Regions from separate parts of the Homo sapiens genome. Here region 1 is linked to region 2. Evidence: read pairs that join two places in POLR2A ChIA-PET (ENCODE). Cell type or tissue: PC-9. All regions are shown on one strand. Links, peaks and the distances in the headings refer to the core of each region. The heading gives the core; the rest is flanking DNA.

Region 1 (2,906 bases), core at 103-2,602, 120 kb after region 2:
ACAGCCTGGGCTGCCTCCCAACTCCCACCCTACTCACCCCAGCACCCTCTCCCCGATGCCCCCCACCAGCCCTTCTACTTAGCTCCACCAGGTGTGCCCTCCTAAGTGTCCTCTGGGGAGAAGTGCCCCTCCACCATGCACTCTGGATTCCCAGGAGATACAGTGGATAAAAGTCAAACATGGGTTTCAGACATTCTAATGTGGATTTGCCCAGCTTCCATGCAGCCGGGAAGTTGGAGGGACAGAAGGTGGGAGATGAGGAGCAAAAGCACAACAGGCACCAGGGTAGGGGCTGGGTGGGGAAAGAGCATTGAAAGAGAGGGAGGTTCTGGCTGAGTCATAATAGCATAGATTCCTAGGACATCTGAGCTGCTGGGCTCTGAGACTGCCTTGTCCTGTCTCCTCACATTATAGATGAGGAAATTAAGGCCCACGGAGGGGAGAGCAGTCTGTGAATGGAGGGGAGAGGGTAACTCCATTTTTCCTCTAGCAGCTCCTCAGCTAAGGGAAAGTCCTGCCTGTGGGAAGGAATCAAGGAAGAGAGATTGGGAAACCGAGGCCAGAGCACTAAGTTAGGACTGACCAGGACAAGGGCCCCAGGCTCCCATGAGCCCGTGTTCCTGCTCCCCCGCCTGCTTTCTGCTCCAGTCCCTTCTCCGGTCTCCCTTCCTTTGCCTGTAGACCTCAGCTCTGCTCTCAGGACATCCCAGATAGCAGCCCTCATGCTCAGAACACACTTTTCTTCCCAGGGTACATCCACTTTTGCACCCCAAGAGGATCCGGAGATAAAGAAGGTACCAGGCAATTCCAAACACTGGGGCTGGGTCCCAGGGAGAACAACTGAGCCAGGTGTCTCACCTGCGAACCTCCTGTCACCTTCAGCCCTGAGATGCAATGGCAATAATCCATGGCCACTTTGGAAGCCTCTCTCATACACTGTCAGCTTGCATCTGCGGCACCTGCAGCTGTTGCTGGGGGCTCATTTTTATATTTAATTTTTTAGAGACGAGGTTTCTCTTGCCCAGACCAGAGTGCAGTACTGCAATCATGACTCACTACAGCCTTGAACTCCTGGCTCAAGCAATCCTCCTGCCTCAGCTTCTTGAGTAGCTGAGACTATAGGGCACACCACCATGTCTGGTTGTTTTTTAAATATTTTGTAGAGACAGAATCTCACTATGTTGTTCAGGTGGGTCTCGAACTTCTTGGCCTCAAGCAATCCTCTTGCCTTGGCCTCCCAAAGTGTTGGGATTACAGGCATGAGGCACTGCACCCAGCTGGAAGATTGTTTTTAAAGCAGTGATGTCATGGCCAGAGAGAAACCAGCCCCACAGTTCCCAGATCAGCCTGGGAGATGTCCACAAACTTAGGAAGGCTTCCAGCAAAGAGGCCTTGGGCAGGCTGGGTGATCTCCCAGGCCCTAGGCTGTGCCTGCCCTTGATTGCACAGAATGTTCACTGCCTGGGAAGCTGGGAGCTGGGACAGCTGGGTGACCTGGAAATGGAGGGGCTGAGGAGCTCCAGGCTGGCCTGCTCCTCCTTGCCACCCTCTTCCTGATAACAACAGACAAGGCTGGGAGGCTCCTGGGAGCCTGCTGCCTAATTCCCAGGGCCTGGCAGCCAGCCCTGCAGCTGATGCAAGGCCAGGGGTGGGTGAGCTCAGCCTGTCCCCAGCACCCAGAGCCTCTTGCACCTGGTATGCCCTTGAAAATGCATCTGTTCATGCCCCCTCTGCCTCAGCCTCCTAGGGTCCAGCTCTATTCCTTCTGAAAGCGTAGGAGGGCCACCTAAGGATCTGGAAGCAGGCCTTGCTTGGGGGATGGGGTGGGAATTAGGCAGCAGGTTCCCAGAAGCCTCCTGGCCTTGCCTGTTGCTATCAGGGAGAGGGTGGCAAGGAGGAACGGGGCAGCCTGGAGCTCCTCAGACCCTCCATTTCCAGGTCATTTCTGAGCATCTCTGAGTCAACCCCGCACCTCTGCATGGGCAGCCTAAGAGCAGTGCGGGGACCACAGCCCCGCCTCCAGGGACCTCTGCAGTGGAATAGAGGGGCAGGGCTCCCTGCGGGCTCTGCCCCTCAGGGTCTGTCCACACCAGCCCACTTCCTCTTCCGGGAGAGGTCAGACAGCCCCTGGGAAGTCTCCAGACCTTCTTATCCCGTGAGAAGATGGACTTTCCTCCTCTGGCTCTCCCCTTTTACTGGACATGCAGGCCCAATGTAGGAAGGCTGGGGCCTGTCACTCTTCAACAGCCCTCAGGTGTCATCAGCTCAGGACCAGGATTCATTCAGCATCTACTTACTAAGAGCTCTGTAATGAGAATGTGACAAATAATAACTCGACGCATATCAAATGCATGCCTCATCTTACAAAGTGCTCTTGCGATTAGTGTTTTGAGGGATCCTAGTGACGATGCTGCAACGTAGGGAGGCCCTAGGTGGAGAAACTGAGGCCCAGGGAGCTGAAGTGGCAGCACCAGGAGTCACACCACAGGGTCTTCCCATATCCTCCTGCTACTTTAGTCCTGCCCCATACACACGCACTGAGCAGGAGGCAGGCTTCCTGCCACATGCTCGACTGTCACAGGACACCAGCTGGGACAGGGAGCAGAGAACAGTGTTTCCCATGGGCAGTGGTAGATGTAGGAGGCTGGGAGACCAGGACTTGTGGATTTAGGGTAGTTGCATGCCAGAGCCACAGCTGTCTGGGAGGGACTGGAGACAGGCTGAGGAGCAGGGAGGGTACCTGGAGCACTGGAGCTGTGCCTCCCTTTACCATAGCTGTTTGCTTAGACAATACTCAACTGTCCTGCTGAGCTCAGGCTGGCATCGGTAGGATTGGGTCTGTTGCCTGGGGATTGAGGCTGGCTACAGGACCGGCTCCTCCAGTTCTGGCCAAGGACCAGTGGCCG
Region 2 (2,906 bases), core at 200-2,699:
GAGGAATGGATTGGCTGTACTCAGGAACTCCAGCCTACGGTGCTTAAGCCAGGCTGATGTGGGGAGTTGGAGGCCTATGTGCTTCCAGGCTCGTGTTTCCAGGGAGCACAGTCTAGCACTTTACCACACAAAGTGTGGATCCAGTGGCATTTGGTTTCACCTGGGAACTTCCTAAGAATGTAGACACAGGCCAGGCACGGTGGCTTATGCCTGTAATCTCAGCACTTTGGGAGGTCGAGGCGGGCGGATCACCTGAGGTTGGGAGTTCGAGACCAGCCTGACCAACATGGAGAAACCCATCTCTACTAAAAATACAAAATTAGCTGGACGTGGTGGTGGCGCCTGTAATCCTAGCTACTCGGGAGGCTGAGGCAGAAGAATCGCTTGAACCCAGGCAGCAGAGGTTGTAGTGAGCCGAGATTGCACCATTGTACTCCAGCCTGGGCAACAAGAGCAAAACTCCATCTCCAAAAAAAAAAAAAAGAATGTAGAAATATAGGCTCCACCCCACATCTAATGAATCAGATAATGCTTTTTATCAAAATTCCCCAAGGTGATTCAAATGCCTATTAAAGTTTATGGAGCGCTGGCAGAATGCAGAAAGCTCAGGACTGGGAGACTAGGGAGTTGCTATCAGGTCCTGAGTTTGCCACTAACTTGCAGTAGAAACTTAGCGGAAAAAAAAAAAAAAGAGTGTTTCTGCGTGGGCCTATTTCCTCATCTGTGAAGGGAGGTAGCTGCTGTAGAGTATTCCAAGGTCTCTGCTAGCTCTAACGTCACAGATATGTGTATCTAGATGTTTCTAGTTTGTTGTCTAAAAAGGGCGAATGCAACAGCAACAGCAACCGCATCCCCAGAATCAGCCACTGCTGCTTCATGGCAAATGCAAGCCCACTACTGGGTCCATCTGACGTTGCCTATCCCTCCTATCCCTCCCATGGACCTGGCTCCTCCTTCCTTACCTTCTGGTCCAAACGTTGGTAGTCACTGGCCTTTGGCCGCCGGGTGACTTTAGATCTTTTTCCTTCCAGGACAAAAGCAATGATCTGAGGAAAGGAAAAAGAAAATGATTAACAGGTGGCTCTGTAATGACATAGTTCAGTCTCTGAACTCAGAGGCAGTCACCTGGTAGCATATTTGTTAATGACCCTGACTGTAGAAAGAGCAGTACACTCACAGAGGTCTATTTAAACTATAACCATTTTAAGAAAGACAGAGCCTAATTACATCAGAATCCTTTGTATTGCTTAATAGGAAATAACAAATAGAAGGCTGTCTGAGCTCTAGCGTGTGGGAGGAAGTCTGTTTGATTTATTCAAAGGTACACAGTCAAAGATCTATCAACTCCTTCCTAGAGATATCTAGGATATAGGACATTCCTTTAAAAAAAGTCATAATCAGAATTTCCTATCTACAAATGTACTTTTTCACCCCACGATGCTACATCAACTACATTCTTTATCAATCTCATTTCATGACTAAGGTTACCCTGCATAATGGACACTTGGACATAGAATAAGAAATACACTTTTTTTTTTTCTTAGAGGCAAGGTCTCACTCTGTCACCCGGGCTGGAGTGCAATGGCGTGATCATGGCTCACTGAAGCCTCGACCTCCCACAGTCAAGCCATCCTCCCACTTCAGCCTCCTGAGTAGCTGGGACCACACACGTCCACCACCACATCTGGCTAATTTTTTTATTATATGTAGAGACGAGGTCTTGCTATGTTGGCCAGGCTGGTCTCGGACTCCTGGGCTCAAGCGATCCTCCTGCCTCGGCCTCCCAAAGTGCTGGGATTAGAGGCAGGAGCCACTGCACCGGGCCAGGAATGCACATTTTTACTAAAGGTCTTCCCCTTTATTCTTTATAGCCATAGGCCTTATGGCCAGAATTGGACTCTCCAATTTTAAGCAGGTTACAGAAACTAGCTTCTAAATGTTGGGGGCTCAATATGAAATGCAATCATTTTGTCATTAGAGTGGTTGCTAATAAACAGACCAAACCCTGATGAAAAAGTAACAGGTGTACGTGTCTGTGCAATTTCTGGGCTTTCTTCTAATTATTATTAATTGCAGAAGTCCCTGGGCTCTTTGGTCCTGGTATCGAAGACGCAGTAATTGAAACCATTCTTTGTGCCACTGCTGATGGAAGAGAGAATGTTGGGAAAGGAAGCTAGAAATGACATATCGTCTCAAGAAGGGAAATAGGATGGAAGGTACGTGCTTTAACTGTCAAGTACTCAGGTCCTCTGAGGCTGTGAAGGACCTAAGTGCAAAGTTATGGGAGGAGATTCCAAGTCAGGTCAGATCCTAATAATGTCCTAACTTGGCTCCTAATGCAGTAGCAGAGGACACTCAGAGTAAACAGGTGACAGGATGAAAACACGATTAACAAAACAAGAGTAAAGAGGCCTAATAGGGCCTGAGGAAAAAACTGAAGTTTGTTTTAAAGTCCCCAGTGCTCACGGGCATCTAGTGACGGGATACCCACCCACACCCAAGCTTCCAGGGTGCTGGAAACCCCACTCCCCTCCGGAAGGCCGCTGTCGACTTACCTTCCGCTTGTTGTGATGAGCGATATAGAGGACAGCCACAAGAATGGCTGCAGTCACCAGATATGCAAAGAAGTGGCTGCTCTCCGCGCTGCCATTTCCAGAACCGTTCGGATAAAGGTCATCCTTCTCGCTACCCGTGGAATCCGAAAGTGTCCCTTCACGGTTCTCACTGGAGGCAGAACCGGACATCTTTTCTTTCTCTTCTTTGGGCGGTGAGCCCTCCTCGGGTCCTGTATCATCATCTTCAGCCTCTTTGGGCTCCACATCCTCAGTAGGCTCTGAAGACTTAACTTCCTCCTGCGGGGGAGAAATGAGGTCAGTTTCCTCCCCAGATTCGGTTTTGAAAGCATG

What was found. Peaks named below come from ENCODE experiments on the same cell type or tissue, not always from the same donor. Only the 100,000 strongest peaks of a DNase experiment are listed, where the experiment ranks them.
Region 1: POLR2A ChIA-PET joins it to region 2 with 43 read pairs; 11 of 35 experiments call an interaction of 5 or more read pairs at or near these places.

Annotation. Positions count from the first base shown.
Region 1 is chr2:85,444,463-85,447,368 of GRCh38, forward strand. No RefSeq gene overlaps it. Among named protein-coding and RNA genes, the nearest start is that of SH2D6, 27 kb to the left of the region's middle. RefSeq lists enhancers at 1,680-2,329, 2,330-2,906. In PC-9, for the core only: no CTCF peak of the experiment used is centred there; a DNase peak (open chromatin) is centred at 1,629; H3K27ac peaks cover 1,997 bases.
Region 2 is chr2:85,323,953-85,326,858 of GRCh38, forward strand. It overlaps TGOLN2 (trans-golgi network protein 2), which reads right to left. Exons shown (of 4, transcript NM_006464.4): 2 at 2,556-2,906; 3 at 963-1,046. Among named protein-coding and RNA genes, the nearest start is that of TGOLN2, 2.6 kb to the right of the region's middle. RefSeq lists an enhancer at 2,640-2,809. In PC-9, for the core only: no CTCF peak of the experiment used is centred there; a DNase peak (open chromatin) is centred at 1,229; H3K4me3 peaks cover 2,032 bases; H3K27ac peaks cover 948 bases.